Regions from separate parts of the Homo sapiens genome. Here all the other regions are linked to region 3. A link is a loop called in an ENCODE intact Hi-C map of the cell type or tissue named here. Cell type or tissue: B cell. All regions are shown on one strand. Each heading gives the region's core, and the rest is flanking DNA. Links, peaks and the distances in the headings are about the cores only. Region 1 overlaps CCDC152 (coiled-coil domain containing 152). Region 2 has its middle 120 kb from the start of LINC02996. Region 3 overlaps OXCT1 (3-oxoacid CoA-transferase 1). Region 4 overlaps GHR (growth hormone receptor). Region 5 has its middle 80 kb from the start of FBXO4.

Region 1 (6,692 bases), core at 654-5,653, 910 kb after region 3:
TTGAAGAAGAAATAATACCAATCCTACTCAAACTGTTCTGAAAAACAGAGGAGGAGGAGGAGGGAATACTTCCACACTCATTCTACAAGGCTGATATTACCCTGATACCAAAATCAGACAAAGACACATAAAAAAAAATAACTACAGGCTAATATCTCTGATGAATACTGATGTAAAAATCCTCAAAGTACTAGCAAACCAAATTCAACAATACATTAGAAAGATCTTTCATCATGACCAAGTGGGATTCATCCCTTGGATGCAAGGATGCTTCAACATATGCAAATCAACCAATGTGTTACATCATATCAACAGAATGAAGGCTAAAAATTATATGACCATTTCAATTGATGCTGAAAAAGGATTTGATAAAATTCAACATTCCTTCATGATAAAAACCCTCAAAAAACTGAGATAGAAGAAACATAACTCAACATAATAAAAGCAATATATGACAGACCCAAAGCTAGTACCATACTGAATGGGGAAAAACTGAAAGCCTCTCCTCTAAGATCTGGAACATGACAAGAATGTCCACTGTCACCACTGTTATTCAACATAGTACTGGAAGTCCTAGCTAGAGCAATCAGACAAGAGAAAGATATAAAGGGCATCCAAATTGGAAAGGAAGAAGTCAAATTATTCTTGTTTGCAGATGATATGGACTTACATTTGGAAAAACCTAAAGACTCAACAAGAAAACTATTAGAATAAACAACTTCAGTAGAGTTGCAGAATACAAAATCAACATACAAAACTCTGTAACATTTTTATATGCCAACAGTGAACAACCTAAAATAGAAATTTAAAAAGTAATCCCATTTACAATAGCTACAAATAAAATTGAATACCTAGGAATTAACCAACAAGTGAAAGATCTCTATAATGAAAACTGTAAAACACTGATGAAAGAAATTGAAGAGGACACCAAAAAATGGAAAAATATTCCATGTTCTTGGATTGGAAGAATCAATATTGTTACAATCCCCGTACTACTCAAAGGAATCTACAGATTCAATGCAATGCCTATCAAAATACCAGTGACATTCTTCAAAGAAATAGAAAAAACAATCTGAAAATTTGTATTGAACCACAAAAGACCCAGAATAGCCAAAGCTGTCCTAAGCAAATGAAAAAAACTGGAGGAATCATATTACCTGACTTCAAATTATACTACAGAGCTACAGTAAGCAAAACAGTATGATACTGGCATAAAAACAGACACATAGACCAATGTAATAGAATAGAGAACCCATGAACAAATCCACACATCTATAGTGAGCTCATTTTTGACAAAGGTGCCAAGAACATACACTGGGGAAAAGACAGTCTTCAATAACTGGTGCTGGGAAAACTGGATATTCATATGCAGAAGAATGAAACTAGATTCCTGTCTCTCACCATATACAAAAATAAAATCAAAATGGATTAAAAACTTAAATCTAAGACTTCAAACTATGAAACTGTTACAAGAAGACATCAGGGAGATTCTCCAGGACATTGGTCTGGGCAAAGATTTATTGAGCAATAACCCACAAGCACAAGCAACCAAAGCAAACACAGACAAATGGGATCACATCAAGTTTAAAAGCTTCTGCACAGCACAGGATACAATTAACAAAGTGAAGAGACAACCCACAGAATGGGAAAAAATATTTGCAAACTACCCCTCTGACAAGGGATTAATAACTAGAATATGTAAGGAGCTCAAACACCCCTATAGGAAAAAAATCTAATAATCCAATCCAAAAATGGGCAAAAGATTTGAATAGACATTTCTCAGAAGAAGACATACAAATGGTAAACAGGCATATGAAAAGGTGCTCAACATCATTGATCATCAGAGAAATGCAAATCAAAACTATAATGAAATCTCATCTCATCCCAGTTACAATGGCTTATATCCAAAAGACAGGCAATAACAAATGCTGGTGAGGATGTGGAGAGAAGGGAACCCTCGTACACTGTTGATGGGAAGGGAAATTAGTACAATCACTATGAAGAACAGCCTGGAGGCTCTTTGAAAAAATGAAAATAGAGCTACCATAGGACCCAGCAATCCCACTGCTGGGTATATACACAGAAGAAAGGAAATCAGTATGTTAAAGAGAGATCTGCACTCTTTGTTGCAGCACTGATTACAATAGCCAAGATTTGGAAGAAACCTAAGTGTTCATCAACAGATGAATGAATAAAGAAAATGTGGTACTTATACACAATGTAGTATTATTCAACCATAAAAATGAATGAGATCCTGCCATTTGCAACAACATAGATGGAAGTGGAGATCATTATGTTAAGTGAAATAAGCCAGGCACAGAAAGACAAACATCATATGTTCTCATTTATGGGATCTAAAAGTCAAAACAATTAAACTCATGGACATAGAGAGTAGAAGGATGGTTACCAGAGGCTGGGAAGGGTAGTGGGGGGCTGGAAGGGAGGTGGGGTTGGTTAATGAGTATAAAAAAATAGAAAGAATGAATAAGACCTACTATTCGTTAGCACAGTAAGGTGACTACAGTCAATAATAACTTAATTGTACATTTTAAAGTAACTTAAAGAGTGTAACTGGATTGTTTATAACTCAGTTGATAAATGCTTGAGGGGATAGATACGCCATTCTCCATGATGTGCTTATTTCACATTGCATGCCTTTATCAAAACATCTCATGTACCCCATAAATATATACACCTACTATGTAACCACAAAAATTATTTTTAAGAAATACAATTTTATTTGTTCTAAATCTAATGTCCTTTCTGCTGGATAGTACTTAGCAAAAAGCATAAGTTGTCATAAGAATGACAACTTATGGAGCCAAGTGTGTAATAATTCACTTAGGAAGGAGGGGCAAACTACACATGATCAAATTTATTCAACAACAAAGAATGATATATGGACATTTTATTTTCTGCATTTGATGCCAGACAGATAAATAATTTATTTGCCAGTTAAAGATAGTAATAATATTAGTATTGAGAATCAAGTACTGCAGGAAACTCTTTACATGTATAATTGCTTTTAATATTTGCAACTATTGTATGAAATACATATTAATATTCATATTTTTGGTTAATCTTAGAGCCCACATTTGAGCTCAAAATGATTATTGATTTACTAAATTATACAGTATAAGAAATAGCTTAATATTCTGACCTCTGGTTTTTAGGAAGAATTTAATAGGCCAGCATTTTCAACTTACACAGTAAAGTCCAACAACAACAACAACAACAAACAGTGTGGATTAAATTTTGCAAAGAGAATTAAAAGCCATTGTTCAAAATTAGTGAATGGTATTCTCGTGAAGAATTTATCTATGCTCCATTGTAGAAAAATGTGGTGAGAGAGCCACCTTGTGTTTAAGTTTTGAAAATACACATTTTTGAAACATTCAGTTGCAGGGTTCTGTTCTCAATTTACGGATTACTGAAGTAACTTCAGCTACTATATTCTATGAATCACTGGATTCATTATTCTAAAAGGCACAAAGACAAGTGATGGCAGAGTCTGTCTATGCCTCTTTAATTTTTGAATTCTATCAGTTAGCACAGTGACACTCATGAAGCAGATTCTCAGCTAATTTCTGTCAAATGTAATTTAACCGTTATTCTCTTACTGGGAAATAGCAGGATAGAGAAAATGGAGGATGAGGGGAACTTTGAGTAGATGGTGGGGATGGTAGGGAGAGCAGGGAGGAGTGAAGAGCCACAATAGCACCTTATAGCATCACAAAGCTTTAAACTTCTGCAAAATACTCTCATTTCTATCAGCATAGTTGAAAAAGTACATGAGACTGAGTGCAGAATCTCTAATTAAAAGGTGAAAAGTTTTGAATTCTCCCTTCACAGTATTGGTTCTTTCATTCAGTCGACAAAACATATGTTATTTTCATACCAGAGATTCCCTACTTACCCCTTATCTGCTTCAGCTTACTGTGATATTACCTATCAACCCAATAATCACTGAACAAATATTTGTGGATTGCCTACTATGGACCACAAGTGTCCTAAACAGTAGGAATCAATAGTAAGCAAAACAAAACAGTCTCTGCTGTTGTAGCCCTAATAGCCAAGTGGATTTCTAAAGTAATGAAATTACCACTACTATTGCTGTCCATCTTGGCTGTTGCTGGTGGCTACCAATATTATAGTCAAGGCTTGAATGCGCATGTCAAGGCTCTAATATTTGCAATGAAACTTCTATCTTCTATTATGTCAGCAGCCATTGGCAGCACAGTTGCTGAAGCCTTGGAACACTACTTACTGAGTTTTTACTCCTTTTATTGCTAATCTCTTGGTCTAAGACTCAAGCCTAAGTACTAAGAGGATAGACTGGAAGATAGAGTAAGAAAAGCATTGTCTTATACCACACAATTGTACCACACATTGTCTTATACCAAAACAATATAATTTGACTCCCTTTCCTTAGGATGTTCTTTCCTGGAAGATTTGCATGGACATACTTCTTATAGTTCCCCAGATATATGCAGGTGTGCCTTACTACTTAGGGCAGAGATTGCTTAGGCACATGGTAGGACCCATACTATTCTGTGCTTTAGGAAAGTCATTACCAAGTTTTGAAATTCATTTGGCTTAATGAGTGAGTTAAAAGTAAAGGCTCACACCTATAGTCCCAGCATTTTAGGAGACCAAGGGGGGTGGATCACCTGAGGCAGGTGGATTACTTGAGGTCAGGAGTTCGAGACCGCATGGCCAACATGGTGAAACGCCGTCTCTACAAAAATATACAAAAACTAGCCAGACATGGTGACGCGTGCCTGTGATCCCAGCTGCTCAGGAGGCTGAGGCAGGAGAATTACTTGAGCCTGGGAGGCGGAGGTTGCGTGAGCCGACATCGTGCCACTGCACTTCAGCCTGGACGACAGGGCAAGACTCTGTCTCAAAAAAAAAAAAAATTATATTTTTCCTTTATATAATTTTATTTAAGGTGCTTGGCTGCTTTATTAATATCTTGTAATTTCAAATTAAATATTATTATTATTATTTTTAGAGACAGGGTCTTGCTCTGTCACTCAGGCTGGAGTGCAATGGCATGAGCATAGCCCCCTGCAGCCTTGAACTCTTGGGTTCAAGTGATCCTCCTGCCTCAGCCTCTTGAGTCAATAGGACTACAAGGCACACATCACCATGCCTGGCTTAAATATTATTTTATTTTAATAATTTCAACTGAGAGAATAATTCCAAAATGAAAGCAAGGGATTTTAAAATAAATTTATCTTTTATATTTCAGAATGTGCTACTCTTCATAATATAATAAAAGGGCTACAACAGACCATTGAATATCAACAGAATTTGAAAGGTAAGTTAGAAAAAAAAGTAAAATCTAAAAAAGCATTGTGTATTTGAGCACCTTTAAAAATAGGAAGTTTTTACATGGTTGATAATAAATTTCAATTTGTCAGCTAAAAGAGGACTCCTTACTACTTAAAAATACTTTCCTAGATGATTATGAAATAAGAAATGTTATCCTGAACAGAACAATTCAGTCATGTTCTATCTGATAGTGACATAAAGGGATGTTTTACATAGGTCATATAGTTATTACCTTCAAAAATTTAGAACTCTATTTATTCTCAGTAGCATTCTTGGTCTTTAATAATCTTGTGTTCAGTTTTGAAGAGTGGATATTACTAGTTAAACCATAATTTTTTATTTAAACCACAGTGATAGTTTACCATTTAATTTTTTTGTCATAGACTAAGACTATATTTGTGCAAGTGAAGTCAACACATTCAGCTTATCTTATCTGTAACAATCATGTTAATCAAACAGGCCTACCATTCACAAAACAGACCAAGTATTTTGTGCTGTTCTGACTCAGCTGTGATGGCTGTGAGATTTTCTTCTACTATATCAGAGATTAGACTAAATTGCCTTAAAGGCCCCTTCCACATAAAACTCACATCAAATAAGCATTTCTCATCTTAGACCTCTGCCTTTATTTTAAAACAAGCACCTTATATATGTGAGATAAAATATTGATCTTATATGTGATTCCTGTAATTTGGAGTGTTAAAAAGGGGCACTCATGCTCCTATTTCAATGCCAGGGCTCAAAACAACTTTTCCCTTCCTTGTGACTAAAATACCACACCCAGCTGGGTTCTCTATTCTGTTCCATAATCTACATGTCTTTTTTTTTTTAACAGTGCTGTACTGTTCTGATTATTGTAGCTCTATAATATATTTTGAAATTAGGTAGTGCAGTGGCTCCAGGTTTGTTCTTTTTACTCAAGATTGCTTGGGCTATTTGAGGTCTTTTGTGTTTCCATATGGATTTTAAGATTGTTTTGTCTACTTCTGTAAAGAATGTCATTGGCATTTTGATAGCGATTGCATTAAATATGCAGATCATTTTAGATAGTATGGACATTTTAATAATATTCTTCTAATCTATTTATCTGTGTCTTCTTTCATTTCCTTCATCAATGTTTTATTACTTTCAGTGTACAAGATTCTCACCTTCTTTGGTGTACAAGATTCTCACCTTCTTTGGTTAATTCTTAAGTATTTTTATTGCCATTATGTATAGGATTGTTTCTTAATTTCCTTTCCAGATATTTTGTAATTTGTATATAGAAATGTGATCGATTTTTATATGTTGATTTTGTATACTGCAACTTTACTGAATCTGTTTATTAGTTCTAATAGGTTTTCTAAGTATATAGT
Region 2 (6,692 bases), core at 778-5,777, 200 kb after region 3:
TTTCTCCCATACTCCATAGCTATATTTGTTCACCAAAGAGGATACAGGTTGACAGAAAATCCAAAGTATAGAAATTTTTAGCAGTCAAAGAAGGAAGCAGTATGGTGACTGCTAATTAGGCTACATGACAGACATTTTCCATAATTTGAAAGAGTTAAATCTATAGTGCCATGTTTTTGCAAAAATATATTTAAAACACATGATAAAATAAAAATGTATGATCAAAAATTATATCGGCTAAAGTGTATTGAAATTAGCATTTAAAATTTTTTTTCCAACTCTTTTTGAGTGTGTCAATTCAAATAATTTGCTTCTACGTAAAAAAGTAAAAGTACAATTAAGAGTCATTTTATAGTCTTGATAAGTCCATCTGAGCATACTTTACAGAATTGGAAAATGTATATTGCTGTCATGGTGTGTAACTATTTCATTTGCAACTCAAGTGGCTTCTAATTCTTCTTTTTTAATGATACTGTTAAAAATAATTTTTGTTGATAGATCAGTGTGATAGTTAACTAATACAATTAGTATGTGACTTTTACCATGTAACTTGAAAGCAGTTCAAATAATTGAGTGACATTGGTACACAAAATTCCTTTCATTTCCATCTATATAATTTCTCAGCACTTATGTCTATAAAAATGAATAATAGAAATGAAATGTCTGTTCAACTCTAGCTCATTCTAGAAATGGCTAATATTTAACTATAATGAACCAATTGTAAAAAACAGCCACATCCACAGACTTACGTTTTTTAAATAAAATTTTACTTTTCTATGTTTAAAATTATCAGTATTTATAATTTTGTTATATAACTAATTTTTTACTAATAATTAAACTGGTAATTGAATCTAGAGGAAATATTTTAACACAGCCTTATAGTCTAAAATTAAAAAAAATATTTTGATATATATAATATGTGTGTGTGTGTGTATGTCTGTGTGTAGATTTTTGTGCCAAAGAAGATAGATTAACAAAAGAATTTCAAATATGAAAGTAGATTTGATTTGGGTAAAATTCTACAGGCAAAGTTAATAGAAATACAAGGTACAAGCAGAAAAGGGAGCATTGTAAAATTTTTGACTCTTATAAAAGAGCTAATTCAAATATTAAAACTGACAATGATATTTATATCTTTTTTGGATATATTTAAAAGAAAGATTTAACAGTTTTATTTACATGTCAATATTTGAACATACCAGAAATTATACTGTTTGCAATTATTTAAGCTTATGATAAAACATCTTAGTTGGTAAGTTAAAAATGTGCAGAGGTACAGTTTGCCAAAATTCTTTGTGCTAGTATAGGAGTAAGAAAAATACTGGAGACCATTCTCCTGTGATATTTCTTAGTATAGCCTTTATATGTAAATACATGCTAAACTCCCTTAACTTCACTGCAGTAAGAAAACTGAAATAAAATAAAATCTTAAGAAAACCTCACTGGTTACAGTAAACCTGAAAAGGATTTCCATTTCTTATCATTGACCACGAAACCAAGCAAGAGCAGTCTGGTATTCTGTAATTTGAAACAAAATGTTCTGAGGCTAAAATTGAATGATACGAATTTTCTCATTGTTTCATAAATAATATAATAACAGAGTTAAAACTTAAAAGTAGCAAATGAGTAAATACAGAAAAACTTGAAAATGATTCAACATATTAATTTGATAATTCATTTTTCTTTTCAAAGGGTGTGTGTACTAATGATTATGACTATCTATTACATATATAATATAATTTTAGTGTTTGTTTTTGTTTCTTTTGCTAAGAAAGTAGTTCCTGGTTTGTGTTAAGGAATTAAATATAAAAATTTCAAAGTGCTGTACAAAGATTATAATATTTTGAAGAGTCTCATGATGTCGCTGCCATTTGAACACATTTGAGAACCATTAAGATGGATCATTGTTTGTAAACTACTAAATAATCTGAAGAAACCAGCTAGTTTTATTTGGCACATAAAAATGACTGGGCTATTTTTTATATGCGCAATACATTTAATTTCTAAAGTAACGCACATTTCTTTATTAAAATTATTATATAATATATGCTACTTCTTCTCCAGAAGGACTTAATCTCCAAATATGGTTCTTATTTTCTTAAGTAATTACAAAGACCACGCAGGATGAAAGGTTGGATTTTCAAGGACCTCAATAAACAGTGGTATATGGAATAAAGATTTCATAATAAGGAAGAATTATTAAGAATATTTCCCACTTATTAATAAAATAACAGAACTTTATGTCCCCTTAACATGTGCATTTTAGTCCTGCATATGAATCAATAATTTTGTTTAAAACTTTATGTCTATTGACAAGGGTTCCTGACAAGCTGGCTTTTTCTATTAGCCTATTCCAGGAAGCATCTCTTTTCAACTACATTAGAGTATCTTTAAAGTTGATTAAATGTATTGGCTGGATATAGCTTTCTATTGAAGATGAGAGTGATTTGAAATCACTTAAGAAAAAGATTGCTTATAGAATTTATGGAAACATCCCAAGTACACCAATTTTTACTTTCTTATATTAATTCTTGTTGAAGAGTTTTCTTCTTTGAGCTACCAATTCAGTGTTTTTTTTTTTCCTTAACAATATGTTAGACAAGAGATGGATTCACATGGATCTCTTATTTCTTCTCAGTCCAAGTTCTACACATGAGAAAATTTTGAAACCCCCTTTTTTTTTTTGAGACGGAGTCTTGCTGTCACCCAGGCTGGAGTGCAGTGGCGCTAATTCAGCTCACTGCAACCTCCTCCTCCCAGATTCAAGTTATTCTCCTGCGTCAGCCTCTCAAGTAGCTGTAAATGCCTTTATTTTAAGGAAGAACATGTTTAAAGGTCCAATCTTAAAGGGGTTGATCAATTTTTATGTATGTATATACCCATGTAACTACCACTAAGATCAAGAGACAGGACTTTCTTAGCTCCTCACGAGGTGTTCTTCCCAGTCAGCCCTGCGCCCGAGCTGCCCACCTCTCTGTGTTCTATGACCATCCATGAGGTTTACATCTTGCTGAACTTCATAAATGTTATCATGCAGAATGTCATCCTTGTGTCTGTCTTCTTTCACTTTACATATTGGCTGTATGCAGAGGCTATTTCATCTATTTAAGGCAAATACAGGCTATTTAACACGAGAAATTAAAAAGAAGGTTTTTGTTTTTTTATTTCGTCTCTGATAAAAAAAAAGATCTCCTATTTCTCACCCCCCTTGCCTCTAGCAACAACCATTCTACTCCCTGCTTCTATGAGTTTGACTATTTTAGATACTTAATATAAGAGGAATCATGCAGTATTTGTCTCTATGACTGGCTTACTTTACACAGCGTAATGTCCTCAAAGTTCATTCATGCTGCTGTGTATTATAGAATTTCCTTGTTTTTAAAGGCTGAAGATTATTTCACTGCGTTTATATACCACATTTTCTTTATTCATTCATCTGTTGATGGACATGTAGGTTGTTTTCACATCTTGATTATTGCGAATAATGGTGCTGCAATGAACAAAGGACAGGCATAAAATTTTAGTTATGCAAGATGAATAAGCTCAAGACGTTTACTGTGAAACATTGTACCTATAGTCAACAATAATGTACACTTAAATATTTGCTAAGAGAGTATATCTCATGTTAAGTGTTCTTACTAAGAAATTAATCAATGTGATAATCCCCTTGACAAGATTCTGGTGATTCCTTTAAGGCCTACCTCCCAGAGGAGTTTACCTGCAGTGTGGGAGTTTGTGCCAAATTCAACCCCTTCTGGGCACAGGGTAGCATGTCCATGTCTGCCACCTTGTGGTTAGATGGGGCCACTGACAGCGGAAATTAACCTGTCATTTTTGAGCTGGAGCATTTAGTTGATGGTGGGTGACCATCCAGAGATCTCTTGCTCTCTGCCAGGGTGACAAGCATGTTCTAGAAAGGCGCTGCTGCATTAGCCTGAGGGCGGAATAAATGGATGGTACATAGCAAACCTACCAGTTGACAGACGTTCATGTGAAAAGAAAGAAACCATTGTCGTTTTAAGCTGCTAGGATTTGGTGGTCCTTTGTTATCAAAGCATAACAGTGTATGCTGATAGATTCCGAGGGTGAGATGTAAAATTTGAGTAGGAATCACAGGAAGTGATGAACTCATTATTTTTAACTGTGGTGGTGTAGATGTCAGGAAAAGCTTCACAGAGTTTCTGGTTTTTAAGCTAAATCTTGAGGTTGTGAGCAGTTTTGTACATTTTTTTTTAAGGAAAACAAGCATTAAGTTTGACATGTGCTTTAATATTAGCAATATAACACATTTAAGTTTCCAAAAATTTTCTTATATTGAGTAAGATAATAGACTATTTTTCAAAGAAAACATCCATGAGAACTCCTAGCTTTGACTTAAATTATTTTTATTGTAATAATGCTAAAATATATATTAATTTTTTATATCTATTATGGTTATAGCTCACATATTGCTTTAAATTTGAAGCAAATTTAACATGTCATACTTTAATAAAAAGTTTTCAAAAATTTCTAACAAACTTGGGGGGTTCTAATGAGAGTTCCTTAAGATATAATAAATAATAATTTTTTTTTTGAGACAGAGTCTCACACGGTGGCCCAGGCTGTAGTGCAGTGGCACGATCTCTGCTCACTGCAACTTCCGCCTCCTGGGTTCAAGCAATTCTCCTGCCTCAGCCTCCCGAGCAGCTGAGATTAGTAGCCACCATGCCCGGCTAATTTTTTGTATTTTTATTAGAGACGGAGTTTCACCATGTTGGCCAGGCTGGTCTCGAACTCCTGACCTCGTGATCTGCCTGCCTCAGCCTCCCAAAGTGCTGGGATTATAGGCGTGAGCCACCATGCCCAGCCATAAATAATAATATTCTATATTCTGGTTAAATTTAAAGTTATTTTTACTAAAAGTCTTTAACAAAGTACTTTGGTAAATTGATACCAATGGAAACTCCAAAATTAACAACATTCAAATTAATTTGGCATGACAAATGATGTTTTAATTAATTGCTAAAATTTAGTTTAATGTTATAAAAATATGCTTGGATAGTTTCTATTTTACTTGTGGTTAACTTGAATCCTTAAATTTGATTATTATGGACCATCATCTGAGTCACTAACACCGTTGATATTTTTTTCTTTTAAACACTACACAATTTTAAAATGACTCTAGCATCATTTCAATGAGCCAGTCAATTCAATGCTGTACTCCATATTATAATGTCAAAATAATTTAACAATCTATAACAAAATATTCTTCATATTCTCATTACTACACTTGCTGCTACTGAATGCTTCAAGTTCGTACCTGCAGAGCTAGAATCAGTGTGGTATATCTGTTCTCAATGAATATATGGATTGATTACCATAATGTCAGTCTTTCTGAGTAGAGCTTGCTTATGCTACTGTGTGCCCTCTCATCACTCAATTCCCCTTTGCTCAGTTCTACTCATGTCTCCTTGAAGTACTCTGAAAACATTGTTTTCACATTTGTCAAATATTTATTAACACATGAAGGTTGCCTCTGTTTTTTACCCATTAACTCAAGATAATTAAAATAAAAACAACACATGATCCTGATACATTTTATTGTTTTAAAATGGAAAATTAAAGCCTAAATTTATCCAATAATAAGCAAAAATTTTATTTTATGAAAATACCTTCCAAATAACTTAATACTGCGAAAGCATAGTGTAGCCTTTATACCTAGGAACATATTTCAATATGAGTGCAAAGTCAAATTTGGAATGTTTATTACCATTTTCACAATTAGGACAATGTCTACTATTGAAAAACTTCTAAGGTCTGAAATTCCAATCATATGAATTACGTATTTAGTCACACTGGTAGCTTTGTTTTTTTGTCCTTCATTGCTAAGCAACCAAAAAACGTGGTTAGATAACCTGAAGAGTATAGTATAAACCTGTTTGGGTTTGTTTTGTTGAAATCATGCCTAGAAAATTGCATTTGTGAACAAAATAATTATATTTGCAACTTAATTAGTACTTCACATATGTCAGGAACTTTATGTGTATTATTTTATTTAACCCTCACAACAGTTCAGACAACCTCACTTTAATATATTAAAGTCAGATTATAGATCAACTACTTAAAGTCAGATTATAGATCGACTACTTATAAGATAATTTATATTTAGAAGTATTTAACAAGCCTTTGAAAAATTGGTTGAGCAATCGAGGGGTTGCTATATTGTGCTACCATGCTTTCTTTCTAAACTCAGGCACTCATTTTGATATGAGAGCAGGCCAGGGAAGTGCTAGGTACAGAAGGGCCGAATCCCTGGAGAGGGCTCCACCCTTGGGCCTGTGCCCACAGACCTAAGTGAGAACAGACACTTCTCTTTTCACACCCGAATGTTGCGTTTTCCAAGACCACTCTGGCCTGCGACACCCCCCATCCAGTGCCCATGTAAACCTGAGACTTTATCAGGCACACACACAAGCAGTTGAACATCGAGACCAGTAGACCAGCATACCAGAGGCAGCAGAACGAATTGGCAGAGAAAGAGAGAAAAGGAGGGATGTTGGGACATTGAGGGGAGTTTGGCCAGGGGTGGTCGGGGCCTTTGGGCGATTCGACTCCAGGGGGAGACCACCTTCCCACTCCATCCCCCGTTCTGGCTCCCACCCATCTCGCAGAGCTCTACCTCCACCATTCAGCAAAACCTTGCACTCATCCTT
Region 3 (6,692 bases), core at 791-5,790:
TTGGCAAAGTACTATTCCTTCTGCCTTACCTCTTTTGCACAAAGAAATTTCCACGGAGAAAAAAGGAATTTTTAAAGTAAGTTAGTATTATAAAAGAAAAGCAAATTTTCTCACCTGTGGTGTCAGCTCCACTTCTAATTCACCAGATAAGTACTGTCGTTCAAATTCTGCATTTTCTCCCACATATGAAGAGACCATGCGTTTTATCTGCTTGGACCGAAGCAAAAGCCCCAAACCAAAATTGTCAACCCTAGAAGGAAAATGAAGGGAGCTTACCAAAGAGCATCTGACAGAACACTATTACATCTTTTTAAAGAGATAAAACTTTGTTAATTTAAAGAAAAATAAATCCTTTCTTATAGGCATTTGATCCACATTCTTAGTCTCCCATAACCCCAAAACTTTTGCAAGGTAGCTATCCTTTTATTTTACAGTTGAGGAAACTAAAAGTCAAGAAGTTTAAGTTATTTTTTTGTGGGAGCGGGGCATGCACAGGGCAAGGTCTTGGGCAGTAAGGGACATACAGCCAATATTCACACCCATGTCAACCCTACAGTTTTACCCCGCACCTTTTGTTATTTTCACGGCTGCAGAGTGATTCTGAGTTAGAAGATAAGCAAAGAGATGAATTGGTTCTTGTCCTATGCTTTGAAGGAACACATAAATGCAGTGACAATATACTGACCCAAAATGAAGATTTGGATGGAGAAGCTCTTTCACTTCTAAAAAGGAGAGAGGGGCATTCTGGTATTTAAAAGAGAGATTAACATGCTCATTGAAATGTGGACCCAAATTATAAATAGCTATGAACATTTTCCCTATATCATAAATCTTTTGCTCAAGAAGATTTACACATTCTTAACAAAAACAAGCAAAAAAAAAATTAATCACAAGCCAGTGAAGAGTGTTAAGTGGAAACAATAATCCTGTATCTGTTAAATTATATATACTATAGTTTAATATCTTTATTATTTTAAAGCTGGCGCTCAATTTATTCTTAGAAATGGTATACACAGTGTTGACTTTATTTTTTCATTGGGTGAAGGTCTCCAGGTTTATGCCTTTCTTTATTTCTATTATTTTTCAAAGCAAAATATGCCTAGAATTTAAAGCAAAGTCAATGTAACAAGATAGATAACTGAATGAATTATTTTTCCATTTCAGTCACCTTAAAGACTGAAGATCATCTTCCATTCAAGAGTCAGAAATATTTTAACCAACTAGAGAAATAAAACATTTCTAAGATAAGAATACTTGACCTTAAGCTTTTTTTAATGGTGAAATTTTTTAATGACAAAATTTTTTTTTAATGGTGAAATATTTTTAATGGCGAAATATCTTTTAATGGCGAAATATTTTTTAATGGTGAAATTGTTTTAATGGGGAAGTATTTTTCGTAGCAAAACACTTTTAATGGCAAAAAGTATGATGAGACACCACCACAAACATGAAGGGATGGCTAAAAAAGAAAAAAATACCAAGTCTCGACAAAGATGTGAAACAATCAGAACTCTCATATGTGCCAAGGGGAATTTAAACTGAAATGACCACCTTGGAAAAACTGTTAGTACCTACTAATGTTCAATATATCCATATGCTATGGGTCAGCAATTCCATTCTGGGTCTATAACCAACAGAAATGCATACTTAGGTTCATCACAAGACATGTGCAAGAAAATTCATAGCAGCACTGTTCATTATGGCCAAAATTGGAGCCTCCCAAATGCTCATCAGCAAAATAGATAATTGTGGCATACTACATAATGAAGTGGGGTATAGCAGTGAGAATGACTCATCTATAACCATCAGTAACAATGGTTGAATCTCACAGAATAATGTTGAGCTAAAGCCAGACACAAGATTATACTCTGAAATATTCCTTTAATATGATGTTCAAAATCAGACAAAACAAATCTATGAGAATCAAAAGTAAGGCTAACGATTAATATTGGTAGTGGGAGAAGAGAACAGCGACTGGAAGGAGCAGGAAGAGGGCTTCCTGGGGTACTGGTCATGTTCCATTTATCTATCTGGGCATTGATGACATGGGTGTGCAGCTTGTAAAACTCCATCAAACTGTATTTATGAGATGTTCACTTTTCTATATTACTCCATACTATGCTTCAAGAAAGCCTTTTAAGAGACAGAAATGTAGTGATAAGGACCAGAGTGCTTCCTAGAAACAGAAGTTTTTATTTACAATCTCTCCCTCCTAATTCCTTTAGTGCTCTGATGGTTCCTTCCCTACAGAGCTTGTGTCATCTACACAGTTCATTCATCTGAAACTCCGTTACTGAGTGCTTATTCTACCACAGGTTTGTTAATTCATCTAAAACTCCCTTACTGAGTGCTTATTCTATCCCTGTGTCAGGCTCTGGAGCTACAATCATGAATAAGACCTGGTCCTGGGCAGCTTTGAAACTGAGAAAATAAACACGTAACCTATAATTACAACAGAGGGAGAGACATGCTAAGGGAATTAGGCACAAATTGTGATAATTCTGAAAATGGAGAACCCAACTTTTGGGGAGGAGAAAGATAGCAGAAAAAATCTTACAGGAGGTGGCACTTACACAGACATAGGAAAAAAGAAAACATCTCGAGAACAGTGTGTGGGGTGGAGGTGTAGAGAAAAACAGACAGATAGACAGCTTTGCAAAGATGCACTCAGGAAACTACATGTTCAGTGTTCCTGGAGTATGGACTGAGGGCAACAGCATGTGGGAGGGGAGAAGGCAGGACCAGTTGTGATCAGCCTTGTGGGATTTCATCCTGAAAGACAGGAAGTCCCTGTAAAAAGTTTTAAGCGGAAATATAACAGTATGATTAGCTGGAAAGCTTGAAAGATGAAAGGCCGGGATATCAATGAAGAGGCTCGAAGTAGTCCAAACAACCAACAGTGAGAGTCTGAGCAGTGGGAATGGGAATGGAGAAGGGAGAAATCAAGAGGGTCTTTGGGGGAAATAATTCATAAGACTTGTTGCCCATCCTGATGAAGCTGCAGACCCACTCCAGAATTCTGGCTTTGGTGATGGAATATAAAGAAAGTTGGTTGGGGGAAATTAACAAGCACTAGTGACGCCTACTTACTTGATCTGGAAAGGTGTTAAGTATGTGACAAACCACTGACATTTCTCCTGATGCCACCTGTTCTCCCAACTTCATTCCACTCTCCACTCTCATACTCCTCACACCGACAAGTGACCACTCCAGCTCAGCTGATTCCTTCCCAATTCTCAGAATTTCATTTCCAAACCTCTTTCCTACCCCCGGCACTCCTGACACAATGAACACTTCAAAGTGTCTAGGTAACAGGTAACTGTCAACCTCCTACTCAACGTGTTTTGCACCCCTAGCCTTCAAATGCTGAATCTGATAAGATTTCCCATCCACCATGGGTAGAAAAGAAATAGCTGCATGACTTACTCTCACTTGGTTCAAAAGAAAACTAATGCCTAAGTAACATAAGCATTTTCAAGAGTGTACTTTTGAGCTAGAATGCCCGGCAAGTTAAGAATACATTTGTCCACTAGAGGTCACCAGAGGCCTAAGGATTCCGTTGTTCAAGGGCTGTCTTCCCATTACTCTCAATGCACACAATGCCTTCTGAGTTTTTAACCTACTCCTAGTACCTGGCTAGGTCCCCACAATTCTATTCCCCCAAATTCAACTCCACTGCAGCCTTCCCATCTCACCTCATGGCAGGCTCACCTTACAGATCCTCAGCCCAAAACTAACGCAGCGATCTTTGACTTCTCTCACAAACTCCACATTGAATCTATCAGGAAATCCTGATTCCCCCTTCAAAGCCTATTCAAAATCTGGCCATTTCTCACTCTCTCCTTGGTACTCTGCACTATCTTGCCAGGGTACTGCAAACCCTCCCTGCTTCCCCTCCCACACAACATGGCAGCCAAAGCAAGCCATATAAAATGTAAGTCAGAACATATCACTGCTCTTGCTCACACCCTTGTGATGGTACTTTCATTCAGAGTAAAATTAAAGGTCTCCGGAGTGGCCTGCAAGGTCCCATGTGATCAGTTGCCCTTTGATGTCCCCAACCTCACTCCACCCATTCTCCTTTTGGCTCACTTCTCTTCCTCTCCTGGCCTCACCATCCCTCCAACATCTGGACCTCAGATGGCTGCCCTGTAGACTAAATTGAGGGGTCCCCTTGCCCTCTGGCTTCTGATTGGGTTCAGCCACTCTGACCGGGTTCACCCAATGGGAGGCACCATCAAGAGGATGTGGGTGAGGGGAAAATGTTGGGATTTATATTCCTCTGGCTCTCTCCCTGAGAAGTTACAGCCTATTGGATAACCCCCTCCATAAAGCTTTCTTCCAGGTCCTAGTAACAGCTCCCTGCCTTCACTCCTTCAGACCTGGGGCTGGTAACAGCACCCCTCCAATACAAATTCCAGTGTTCTTTATTACTCATTTTTCCCTCATCCCTGACCATTCCACTGAAAAGGCTCCCTTTGGTAAACTCCTCAACCACTCAGAAAATTCAATTACGTTTGATATCATCTACAGCCCAGACTAATAAAGTTGTAATAAAATAATTCATGAAGGTAGATATGATCCATTTTACTTTCTGTAGTTTAAAATATCTGAAACTCCTACAGGCCCATAGTAAAGCCAGAATATAGTTGGACACTGATTGACTTGGGAATTTTTCTAACTACTGTCTTCTGGATCTCTTTGGCTTTTCAACCCATTACCCATTTTAAGTTGGCTCTATTTGGAGATCACATCTCTTTATTCATTTGTTAGCTCTGAGAATCATTGTTTATATGGGCTTTGCTTTGTTTTTAGACTAGTATCCTGGCATAGCAATCAAGCAGTGCATAAGACGCTAGCCCCAGGTGCACTACCTGACCAGTTCTTCAGGTCTTGAAAATGCTGTCAGCTTACAATGAGAGTGTTTCTTGCCACATACTTTACAACCCAAATTTGGCAAGTGTATATCTTACCTATTATCAGACATTGATGATAAAAAATTAGTAAGACAAGTCCCTTACCTATAAAGGCTTACAAGATAAAGAAAAATAGATGTGATCTTTTGCAAATGGGGAACATATCATTTCTAATAGAGACATGTATATTAAACCATCTTATAGCTCTTTAATACTAAAGACAATGCTGATAAGACCTTCAAAAAGATGGGTGCTTTCCTTTAGTAGCCAACATTTTTTAGCATACTAAAGAGAGATGTGATCTTTTTCCTGCATCATAACAAACCTGGGTTTCAAACATTTTGGTGACTAGAAAAAGTCTAAGGCCAAGAATTCATTAATGAGACACATTATTATAAAGCAAAAAGATACCGCATCAGAGACAATGTTCTGGAAATATTTCCATGCTCTGAATCTGAAATTTAATTTGCTGATTTTCTGAAATCTCATTAATTGGCAATTCTTGTCAAAATAAGATAAACAAAAATAAAGTTGGGATCACTTACCAAGTTGTATTTCTTTTGTTTACTTTTCATTTTAGACATACTTAAATCTGGATTAGATAATTATATTTAATATATCAAGAGTACCAAAAACAAAATGCTTCATTTAAATATAAGGCTAATTTATGACATACAGTAATTTCCCCATCCCCCACCCAATCTGCAGTTTCATTTTCTATGTGGTTTCAATTACCCAGTCAACTGCAGTCCACAAATATTAAATGGAAAATTCCAGACATATAAAATTCATAAGTTTTAAGTTTTGCACCATTCTGAGTAACGAGATGAGCTATCATCATCCTACTCCATCCTGCCCGGGGTGTGAATCCTCCCTTTGTCCAGCACATCTACACTGTATATACTACTCTCCTGTTCTTCACTTAGTAGCCATGATGGTGATCAGATAGATTGCTGCAGTCTTTGCTGTGCTTGTGTTCAAGTAGTCCTTATCTTACTTAATAATGGCCCCAAAACACAAGAGTAGTGGTGCAGGCAACTTGGATATGCCAGAAAGAGGTCATAAAGTGCTTCCTTTAAGTGAAAGATCTAAGTAAGAATGAATCTTTTATCCATTAAATTTCAAAGAAAGAGAAAAATATCTGCTAGTTTTGCTGTCATATCTCAAACTGCAAAAGTTATAGCCACAGAGCATAATAAGAGCTTAGTTAAGATGGAAAAGACATTAAATTTGTGGGTGGAAGACAAACAGAAATACATTCCCATTGACAGCAATTGGGTTGAGTATTAGCCATGATTTCAGAACACAGGCCCCTCGAATAAGGGAGGACTTCTGTAGTTACATGAGACAAATGAAATCTTTCATGAGCTGAGCACAGAAGTTCAAGTATACATCCCAGGAATTGGTTAGCCCTTCCCAGACAAAATAACTAAATCCTAGGGAATGTCCATAATCAGCTCATGGCCTACATCTGATTATTAACTCCTTCAGAGCTGCAGCTTCCTCAACAAAGAACAAGGGCACAGCAGAGGGGTCACTGCCTTTATCTTGAGGTTCAAAGTCATTGGTACACAACCAGACATTTTAGAGTGATAGACTGACCATTGGGCTCTCAAAAAACTATTATACCTGACTAGTATAGTAATATATATATATATATATATATGTAATATATATATATATATATACACACACACACACACAAGTAATTATAGGTGTAGGTACATATGTATAATCAGATTTCTCAGCCTTTGTCATAACAGCATCTATTCTGCA
Region 4 (5,000 bases), core at 1-5,000, 730 kb after region 3:
GGAAAGAGCTATGGAAAACTGCCCCATTTGTTCCTCATCTGAGTATACCCAAAAGTTGATCTTTAATATTTTATATGAGTCTCCTAGGTTCTAAATGTTAGAAACTAATTAAAAATAAATTGAAACTAAACTAAATATCTTTGTGATCTCTCTGGCTAGAAGCCTCAGGACCAGTCCTCACTGTTTACTGATGAGGAAGCCGAGGCCCAGAGAATTAAACGATGTAGCCAAGATTTCAAGCAGTTACTGTCAGAGGTAGGACCAAGACACACAACCTCCTTCTCTAGTGTGTTTTTCTCAATCGGTTGGCATTTAACAGCAAGTGTTTTAGTTGAAAAAATTTATTTGAAAATCTGTTTGAAACATGACAAAATAGGAAATACCTGCTTATTCCCTCACTGCAGAGTGGTCCTCAGCAGAAAGAAGATTTTGAAGTTTATGAATTATGTTCAGACAAGACCCTTATAAAATCACTCTCCTCTCTCCAGTGGCAGAAGCGTGGCCCCTGACTCCTCACCCACCTTCATTCATCTTTCGTATTCCTTGAAAATTACCACTGAGTATTTTCCTTCTGCTTCCTGCAGCACCAGCAGAAAAGATGAGGATGCGTCTCTTGATTGCCATTACAAATCTCTTTCTTATGCTTGTTTCCATTCTTATTCTGCACATAACTTGGACTTGGCCATCATTCTTAGAGCTCCTCTAAATTGTTTGATTAAAAGATTGTTTATAAGTCCAGAGTCAGAACGGAATTGAAAAGGCACTGCACATTATGATGGAGAGGAATAAACTCCAGTCAAAAGTCATGGCTTCTGGACTCACCACCCTAAGGCAGCCTCACTGGAACTTGCTTTTCCAACTGTCAGTGGAGTTTTAGAATTTTCCTACTTGCAAGCTTGTTGTGAGGATTAAACGGTTAAGAGAGATTGTGTCTGTTATGGAATTGTGAAAACTGTAAGTTGCAGTCCACACTGTAGAAATCTTAGTTACCTCTGCCCTTTCTTTCTCTAGAGACAGGTTGCTAGTGGAATAGACAAGTTTGCCATTAATTTGAAGGTTGCATTAAGCATATATTATGTTAGTGAAGTTGGTCTTCTGAAAGTTGGAAGGGACCTCAGAGGTCCTGTATTAGACCAACTGTGGCTGTTCCTTAGAATAAGCTGGAAGTTTTCTGAAAAATACAAATTCTGAAGCCTCATACATAGAGATTCTGATGTGGAAGATCTGGAATTGATGGCAGCAGCGGCCCATCTGGAGCCGCTGCTGTGAAGATGCCGGCTGTAGTGGGGGAGGTGCGGCTGTGGTTGTGCCCTCCACAGAGCTGCCAGGTGGGAAGCCTGACCCTTCTGAGTTGGCAGGTCTGAAGCCCAGTGCTCTTCAGGCACAGTTGCAGCTGCCCATCTGTGCCTCTAGACCTGGGCATCCCCGTGCTCTCGGGGGCCCAGGAAGCACCCCCTGCTCCTGCAGGCTTGGAAGTGCCTGCTATCACTCCCTGGCCTCTCCCTGCACCTGCACCCAGCACCCGCTCCGGGGTGAAGCAAAGTCATGGCCAAGCCTGGATGCTGTCATGACCTGGTCAGGTGTGCACACACTCGGAGCAGTGCTGACACACCAGCCCCCTGGCACATAGGCACTCTCTGGACTTTGGACACCAACCAGCATGGGAGGGAGACTGAGAGGGCACTAAGGGGTGGTTCAGCGCAGGCCTGCAGGCGCCCCTTGGCATGAACAGCCTGGGTGCTGTGGATGACATGTAGATGGTGGCAGAAGGCAGACAGGCTCCTGGGCAGAAAGAGGCCAGTCCCCAGTGAAGCTCCACCTTCAAGCCAGGGATGGCCGGAAGCCTTGTGGCTGAGCTATCAGTTCCAGGTGGAGTCCTTGGCTGGGAGTGAGAACTTATGGTGCTTTATCCAGGCCTTCCCATAGCCACCCATGGACCAATAAGCACACCCTTCCTCCCTTCTGATCTCATAAAATCCCTGGACTTATCCAAACTCGGGCAGATGTCGGGATGACCTGCCTATGGATAAGAGCTACCCACTTCAGGTCTCCTGAGAACTGTACTGTCACTCAGTAAAGTATTTCTTCACCTTGCTCACCTTCCAGTTGTCTGTGTATCTCATTCTTCCTGGATGTGGGACAAGAACTCAGGACCCACTTAATAGCAGGACTGAAAGAGCTGTAACACGAACAGGGCTGAGACATGCCTTCCCTGCCCACCACATTGTAGGTGACAAGAACAGAAGAGCTACAGCCCTTTGGGGAGCCCAGACCTGTGTGACACCCTCTTTGGGGGCTCTGCGGTTTCTGTCATCTCCATGCTCCCAGGCGTCACCACATTCCCCTCGTCCAGATGCAGTTGCCCACGGTGGAAGCCATTTGCGTACATCAGATGCAGCCGCAGGCTTGCATGGAGCTGGTGCCTGTGCTGGTGCCTGGAGCTGCTCACCCCACCACGGCAGCTGGTGTACCTGGCTGTACACAGTGGCTGAACCCCATGCTTACCCACTCACGTATCCCTCATTGCTCCACGCCTGGCTTGCCCTTGGCAGGCATGGGGTCCAGGCTGGTAGCGCAACCCGAGCATAGCCTACCAGGCCGTTGGCAGAACAAGCCCATTGGGCCCGAGCAAAACTTGGGCAAATGTGCCACCAGCCACAAAAAGGAAACACAAAAGTTTCCAGCTGGAAAAGCAAGACCTGAAGAATCCTGCAACAGAATGATGCTCTGGAGTGTTTTCTGTGTTAGGTGTGCTTGTTTGTTTGACTAAACCTCCAAACATGAGTCTGAAGATTAACCAGTTTGGGAAGCCTTGCTTCAGCTTTCTACTGACATTAAACTCCTTCTCCTCTCCCATTTCTGTCTTCACTTAGAAATGGAAACCCACTAATTACTCAAGATCTTACCTTTTCCATTCAGTCAACTAGGCCCTTGCACCCCCATTACTTTGCGTTCCACCTTGACAATTGCTATTGCCAAACATCGGCATTAATCTATTTTGACATCTTCTTTCCACCTGCTGCCCTCTAGTGGAAGTGCTGACAAGCAGCAAAATATTTAACTGGGAACAGCAGGAAAGTGACCAGTTTGAGCTGGCCAGTTCACACAAGTCAGCGCAGGTCCCCAGCATGATGTCTACAGACTACAGCTATGCCAGAAATCGTTAGGATGGCCTCCAGCTGTTTGGACACTATTTGCACACAAGTTACATTTAGAGCAGAACTTTGTAAAGACCCTGGCATTTATTCAAGGGCTTTTTAAAGGTTTCAAAAATCTACCTGGAAAACATTACCCTTGGGATATTTTTGTTTCTTTGTCCCTCATTTTCTTCTTTTGTCATTTACCCAAATTCTTCTTCTTGCAAAAGAAGGTGGTTCTTTCCTGCCTTCCCTAACCTTTGAATTTTCCAAATCTTGCAAAAAATAAAGATATATATATCTTTAAATAAAGATATATATATATATATATAAATTCTTACAGTTTAGAAGCTTCCAGTCACCAGGTGAAAGGAATTCACATGAACTGAAAATTGACAATGTAAAGGACACTGTGTTCTCCTACTGTTCCTCCAAGTCTCTTTGCGGTCCGTTAGTAGTCTTCTTTTTTCCAGGAGACACTGAAGTTAAGAGAGTTTAAGAAGATTGTAGTATGTCACAAAGCAAGTGGAAAAGCTAGCACTAGAACTCAGGTCTGGCTGATGGAAAACCCTTATGTATTTTTTTTAATGTGCTTCTTTGGTGTTTAGTGATTATTTAGTCTTCCGTGAAGTAATAAATAATAACTTGCATGGTAAATGTTATTAAGGCTCGAGGTACTAAATTTATAGCAAAAGTCATTCAGCTTTTTTTTAAATGAATGTTTAATAATCAGTGTGTCTCTGCATAATCTCCAATTACTCCTTTTAGCAGAGGAACATGGCAGGAATGCAGGTAAGTTTGGGTGGGAGGAAAAGACAGCAAAAGCCACAGCACTGATGCAAAGTTGAGACTAGATTTCACAGGGCAGATGCCGTATACTCCCTCAAGCTTTGAAGAAACTAAATAGTTATCTATGTTAACCAATAGGGCAGAACTCGTACTCCAAACACCGACATAAACCGTGTGTGTGTTTTGTGTATGTGTGTGTCTTCCCCCACAGCATTCTGCACAATTATTAACCCTTTTTGTGTAGTGGTTTTTCATAATTTTATCCTTGATTGTTAATATCATGGTAAGTGATGTGTTATAAATATATTTTTCCTTAAGTATCATAAACAATCTAAGATTTCATTTGGCTGATTTTTCTTTTCTTAGTATTGCATATCATTATTGCTGTTAGAACACTCATACAGATTATTCAGCTTCTTAACTAGAATGTATACACACACACACACACACACACACACACACGTGCATGTACAGAACTGCCTTCTTTCTCTTTGATGGTAGAAAATACAGCTCTCTATAGTAAGCAAATTTGCTTTCAGTCTCAGACATACCCTTCATTCTCTGCATGACTGGTAAAGAGCGGAAAGAGTAATACTTAGGATCTGGATTCCAGTTCCCTGTTCTCTGACCATTTAAAAATTTTGTTACCTTGGCCAGGTAAATACAGTTCTATGAACGTCAGTTGTGCCTCAATTGAGCAGGCTTGTCCAAAGGATTCCTCAAGGATGAGGTATCCTTTCAGCTGTATGAGCTGAACCTTGATTTGTGCAATAGTTTAAGCCCCTGAATAGTCAGATAAAAATCATGTTAATTAAAATTAAATAGCTATTGGTAGGATCTGGTTTTCCACTGGCTTGCATGAATGATGTTTTGCCCTCCTTTCTGATACTCAGCTCAGAGGATTCCTTCCATTGGGTTTTCTTTCTTGTAGTTTTTCTGGTTCATAAATAGCCTATAGACAAACACTAAACTGTTACAGGTAAAAGGACCCTAGATTAAGCCTTTTATAAAACAAATAGTCCTGTGTAAATAATGACATCTTATTTTATGTGTGTGAATTTGAGTTTTAGGATG
Region 5 (5,000 bases), core at 1-5,000, 150 kb after region 3:
CTATATCTATCTATATTATCTATATCTATCTATATTATCTATGTCTTCAATGTTGCCTTCACGTGTACTCCAATAAGTGCGTGAGACATAGTGGTGTTCAACAAATCCTTGAAAAACTAAATAAATGAATAGGCTCAGATAATATAAATTTTTCTTCAATTTCAGTATACTCATGCCCTGGTGCTTAGAAGCAAACTTGCTGAGATGTTATCACCATCACCTTTTGTTTATATTTTGCATTTTGGCTTATAAAGCACATTTAGATTGTATTTCTATAATGGCACAATATATGTTGGGCATGTATTTTGTGATTCCAGTTTTACATATTATAATTGGATATGTTTTTGTAACGTAACCTGCTTAGAAACATTTTCATAAGTTATGTATTTACCCATTTTACCCTCAGAACGATTTAACGAGATAGATTATACAATCACAAAGTCTTTTCAAAGGAGAAAAAATGAACTAAGTAACTTTAAGCAACTCAGACAATAATAGAATTAGATAAGTTGTGGAGTTGAGGCAAAAATAGAGATTTAACACTTCACTTTGTCTTGAGTTACATGCTTATCTTGGGATCACCTCTTGTGTGATGAAGGATGCAGTGTTGTAATTGGCCAGACCTGACACATAAGACTTACCATGGAATTTTTTAACTACAGACACTTAAGAATGAAGGAGGGAAGAGCTATTCAAATGAAAATGTGGTACTGTTTTCAGAAGAGGAATTGAATGTTGGCTTGGTAAAAATGATAGATGAACATCGTACCATCTAGCTAGCTTATTACCACAGATGCCTGTAATTTGGCTTTCTGTATTTATTTATTTATTTATTTTTTAAATTACACTTTAAGTTCTAGGGTACATGTGCACAACGTGCAGGTATGTTACATATGTATACATGTGCCATGTTGGTGTGGTGCACCCATTAATTCTTCATTTACATTAGGTATTTCTCCTAATGCTATCCCTCCCCCTCCCCCCACCCCACAACAGGCCCCAGTGTGTGATGTTCCCCACCCTGTGTCCAAGTGTTCTCATTGTTCAATTCCCACCTATGAGTGAGAACATGTTGTGTTTGGTTTTCTGTCCTTGCTAGTTCAACCATTGTGGAAGACAGTGTGGTGATTCCTCAAGGATCTAGAACTAGAAATACCATGTGACCCAGCGATCCCATTACTGGGTATATACCCAAAGAATTATAAATCATGCTGTTATAAAGACACATGTGCACGTATATTTATTGCGGCAATATTCACAAGAGGAAAGACTTGGAACTAACCCAAATGTCCATCAATGATAGACTGGATTAAGAAAATGTGGCACATATACACCGTGGAATATTATGCAGCCATGAAAAAGGATGAGTTCATGTCCTTTGTAGGGACATGGATGAAGCTGAAAACCATCATTCTGAGCAAACTATCACAAGGTTTTCTGTATTTCTGTAGACACCTCCTTGTAAAATCATTTATTCCAAGTTATTTTATCACCCATTTCCTTCCTCCAATGTCCCATACACATACTTCTGCATTTGGAAACAGTCTTACCTATTGAAACTTTTTTTAACTTAAGAATTATATTGTAATATCTTTGGCAAATTTAACTTTCACAACCATTAAATTTGTTGATTTTAAATTAAGAAACAAAAGATCAAAATAATATGTGTGAGAGAAAGTGGGTAATTTTCTTAAGGTGAAGAGTAGAAGTACAAAGGTGGGTATATTCGAGAGGTAAAAAAAGTCTATTTAAGAGATCTAGAATCCTAAAATAATGTATGTAATACTCAATCGATTAATGAACAAAAATAGCAGAAATGTTTAAATACATAGGACCATAGAATAATACATGTAAGTTTAAAAATCATTAGGACTGGAAAAAAATTATTTGGTTTTGAAAAGTTGGTCACTTGTGCAGATTCAAAGCTCTTTCCTCTCTGACATATAGGCTGTCTTTTCTATTTCAGATAAAAATGAATTAGAATTGAGTAGGAATAACCATAAGCACACAGTCTTGATTCCAGTTCAATTTCTGCTACAAGGATAAAAAAAACAAACCACAAGAAGTTTCTACGCTTCAAATTCTTCTTCTGTAGAATGGGCGGTGGTGAGGTAGGGTGGTGAGTTAGGGTCAACTTACATTCGACTCTACAATTCTTAGTGATGCTTTTGAATTTACAGTTGGAATGGACACTAAAACCATGTTTTTCATCCTCTTCATCTTATAGATGTGGAAACTGAGGGACGGAGGCATTGATTGATTGATCTAAATGAACACATAGCTGGTTATTTTCAACACTGGTTAGCAAATTGCCTGAAACAATTGATGAAAACTTGCTGCAGGGGGGTGGGTAATATAATGCTTCTCTCTCACCTCATCATCTCCAAACTTTCAGCCATTCATGTTCCATGTTATTTTATTCTAAATAAAACATCTTGGAAGAGGAAGGCAAAGTAGAGAAGAGAAGATACAGCCGGAGAACCTGAGGGTTGCTGGAGAGGACTCATCTTCTGATGTAATATAACAGTGAAGCTCTTTCTAAGAAATTGAAACAGAGTTTTACCTTGTTCTCCCTTGTTCAAAGTTCAAATTATAAACTTTATTTGCTTCATAAGTATACTTTGTGATGGCTATACGTGCACAGTTCTTAGGAGGGATTTTGAACTGCACTCTAATGCAGTGCTTCCAACTTGGCTTATCTTGAAAGCTAATTGAAGTGAAAGACTATAAAAACATTTACAAACCATTTTCAGATTTCTGAAGGTGTTTAAAATGAAGATTTATATTTTTCCTTTCTCCACAAGTTCCTAACTCAGCTGATATTCTCTAATCACTGAAGAAATCTCTCTTCTCATTCTGAGTCCTCCATCTGAACTTTTATTGCATATTGGCTACTTTTCAGAGAATAATGCTCTTAACTGTTGGGATTATTTTGCTTGAATATATTTTTGGCATTATTTCATTCTGAGGAAGAGGGTTTCCTCCATGCTTTATTCCAGCTGTACAGAAGTTGATCAAATCTGTGCTGTATCACCCCTTCCTTACCAGTAGGGGGCAACTGAGAATTTTTAACCAAGTCTTTTAAACTCATTTCTATTTAAAAGAAGCCACAGTGGTCAAGTTCTATTTGTTTTTGACCTCCTCTTCTATCACCCAAGCAAACTTTTTAGATTTCCTCTTTAAAAAAACCAGTGACCCGCTATTGCCTATCAGTAACTTTTCAACCCCTTAGCCTGGATCCTAAGGCCCCCTGTGACCTAACATTTACTGATGAAGCCCTGCCTCTCTTCCCCTCTTTCCATATTGAGTGCTATCATGTAACTAGTGTTCCCAAATGTTTGGCTCTTTTGTATTTATGCACCTCAAAAATATATTGACATATGTTGACATATTTTTGAGGTGCACAGATACAAAAGCTTAGCTTAGCCTAAGCTGAAAGCACTGCCTGAGTTTTCATAAAATCAGTTTCACGAAATTACAGTTCAATTACTACATTTCTATCATCTCACTAGTCAAGAAATACTGACATTTCCTCTTAATATCAGTAAATAATTTTTAAAAACCAGAAGTTCTTCATGGAAATGCTAACCAAAAGTTTATTTTCTATTATCTTAAAGGAGAAAAACTGTAATGTGTTTTATATCATGCCAAGGACCCCTAATTAATTTCTAAAATGCTGCTACAATATATCAAAGTACCTACCTATAAGCAAGAATTATGTTAGGCTACAAATAGTTAAACCAAACAGCAGTTACTTTACATAAAATAATATATGTAACATACTATGATCTAAACACCTTGGCAACATGGAGTGGGAAATAGTATATAGCAATAAGTAAATTTCCTTTAAAAGTACAGCGAAAAATTACATTTAAAAAGTCAATTTTTTGTCTAAACTGTTACTCATCAAGTAATGTGTAAATATGAAGTTTGAAGAAAGTTGAGAAGGAAGAAAGGAAGAAGGGTCTTAATAGCCTTTGTTTGACACTGGTTGTGGAAAGTATTGCTGGGGGCAAATTGGGTAGTAATAGAGAAATTTTAGGCAAACCATCAGTTTCAGAGTAATTAATTGTGATTCTCCTTCACTTTGGTTCTGTTGAAGATACACAAAGAAATGCTTTGCAGAATATAGCCAAGGCTTTAAGATAAAACATTTGCAAAATGGAGCTTTGCCTACATTCCTAAGGTTCATGCTGATATATATATATATATATATATATATATATGTATATACACACACATACATACATATATATACATGACATATATACATAAACATGATATATATCAATATTATATATATCTATATATTTTTGGGAGGGATACAATACTTATTATGTGTTGAACTGCCTCCCTTCACCCAAATTCTTATGTTGAAGTCCTAAGCCTCACTACTACCTCAGGATGTGATCTTATTTGGAAATTTACTTGCAGATCTTTACAGAAGTAATCAAGTTAAAGTGAGGTCATTAAGGTGGGCCCTAATCTGATGTTACTGATGTCTTTATAAAAAAAGGACATTTGGACACAGAGTGAGGCCCTGTCTCTAAAAAAATAGTATGAAACAATGTATATTGTACTTTTTATGAATGATTTATGATATTTTCATTTTTATCATATTTTTACTGCCTATGAATTGACTTTAGATTCTTAACCTCTTTTGAGATGTAAAGATCTGCAAATAATTTGTATTAAAAGTAATTTAAAAAGTATTAGCCATCTTCTAAGACGTGTAAATTTGCAAACTACTCAGGGGCAGAAATACATATTCTTTCTATTTCTTAGACACAGTATTTAATAACTACTAACTACATATTATCCGTAGATAAGTGTTACTCCTGAGGGAGAAAACTTTTCTATTGCAAACACTCCTTGATTAATCTGAGTACCCAGTCCCTTGCTTAATCTCTGTAGCTTTCACAGGTTGGACAATTCCAATAGTTCTAATGCAACATTCACTTTCACCTAGAGCTAATAAACGTTTGATTCTTAGGTGATCC

Evidence for each region. Peaks named below come from ENCODE experiments on the same cell type or tissue, not always from the same donor. Only the 100,000 strongest peaks of a DNase experiment are listed, where the experiment ranks them.
Region 1: it touches region 3 in a loop (16-fold over the local background); 78 of 110 quality-filtered maps call a loop at or near these places.
Region 2: a loop joins it to region 3, with 38 times the contacts of the local background. A loop is called at or near these places in 77 of 110 quality-filtered maps.
Region 4: it touches region 3 in a loop (21-fold over the local background); 27 of 110 quality-filtered maps call a loop at or near these places.
Region 5: it touches region 3 in a loop (7-fold over the local background); 17 of 110 quality-filtered maps call a loop at or near these places.

What each region holds. Positions count from the first base shown.
Region 1 is chr5:42,764,343-42,771,034 of GRCh38, forward strand. CCDC152 (coiled-coil domain containing 152) reads left to right here. Exons shown (of 9, transcript NM_001134848.2): 4 at 5,255-5,323. Among named protein-coding and RNA genes, the nearest start is that of CCDC152, 11 kb to the left of the region's middle. In B cell, for the core only: CTCF peaks have their summits at 3,351 (motif pointing left) and 3,551; a DNase peak (open chromatin) is centred at 3,359.
Region 2 is chr5:42,053,645-42,060,336 of GRCh38, forward strand. No RefSeq gene overlaps it. Among named protein-coding and RNA genes, the nearest start is that of LINC02996, 120 kb to the right of the region's middle. In B cell, for the core only: CTCF peaks have their summits at 3,792 (motif pointing left) and 3,802 (motif pointing left); a DNase peak (open chromatin) is centred at 3,797.
Region 3 is chr5:41,853,305-41,859,996 of GRCh38, forward strand. It overlaps OXCT1 (3-oxoacid CoA-transferase 1), which reads right to left. Exons shown (of 17, transcript NM_000436.4): 4 at 115-250. Among named protein-coding and RNA genes, the nearest start is that of OXCT1-AS1, 13 kb to the right of the region's middle. In B cell, for the core only: CTCF peaks have their summits at 3,528 (motif pointing right) and 3,735; a DNase peak (open chromatin) is centred at 3,537; H3K27ac peaks cover 321 bases.
Region 4 is chr5:42,580,429-42,585,428 of GRCh38, forward strand. All of the region lies in intron 2 of GHR (growth hormone receptor), which reads left to right. Among named protein-coding and RNA genes, the nearest start is that of GHR, 160 kb to the left of the region's middle. In B cell, for the core only: CTCF peaks have their summits at 3,016 (motif pointing left) and 3,218; a DNase peak (open chromatin) is centred at 3,023; H3K27me3 peaks cover 426 bases.
Region 5 is chr5:42,002,692-42,007,691 of GRCh38, forward strand. It overlaps a transcript of FBXO4 not described here. Among named protein-coding and RNA genes, the nearest start is that of FBXO4, 80 kb to the left of the region's middle. In B cell, for the core only: CTCF peaks have their summits at 3,034 (motif pointing right) and 3,233; a DNase peak (open chromatin) is centred at 3,030.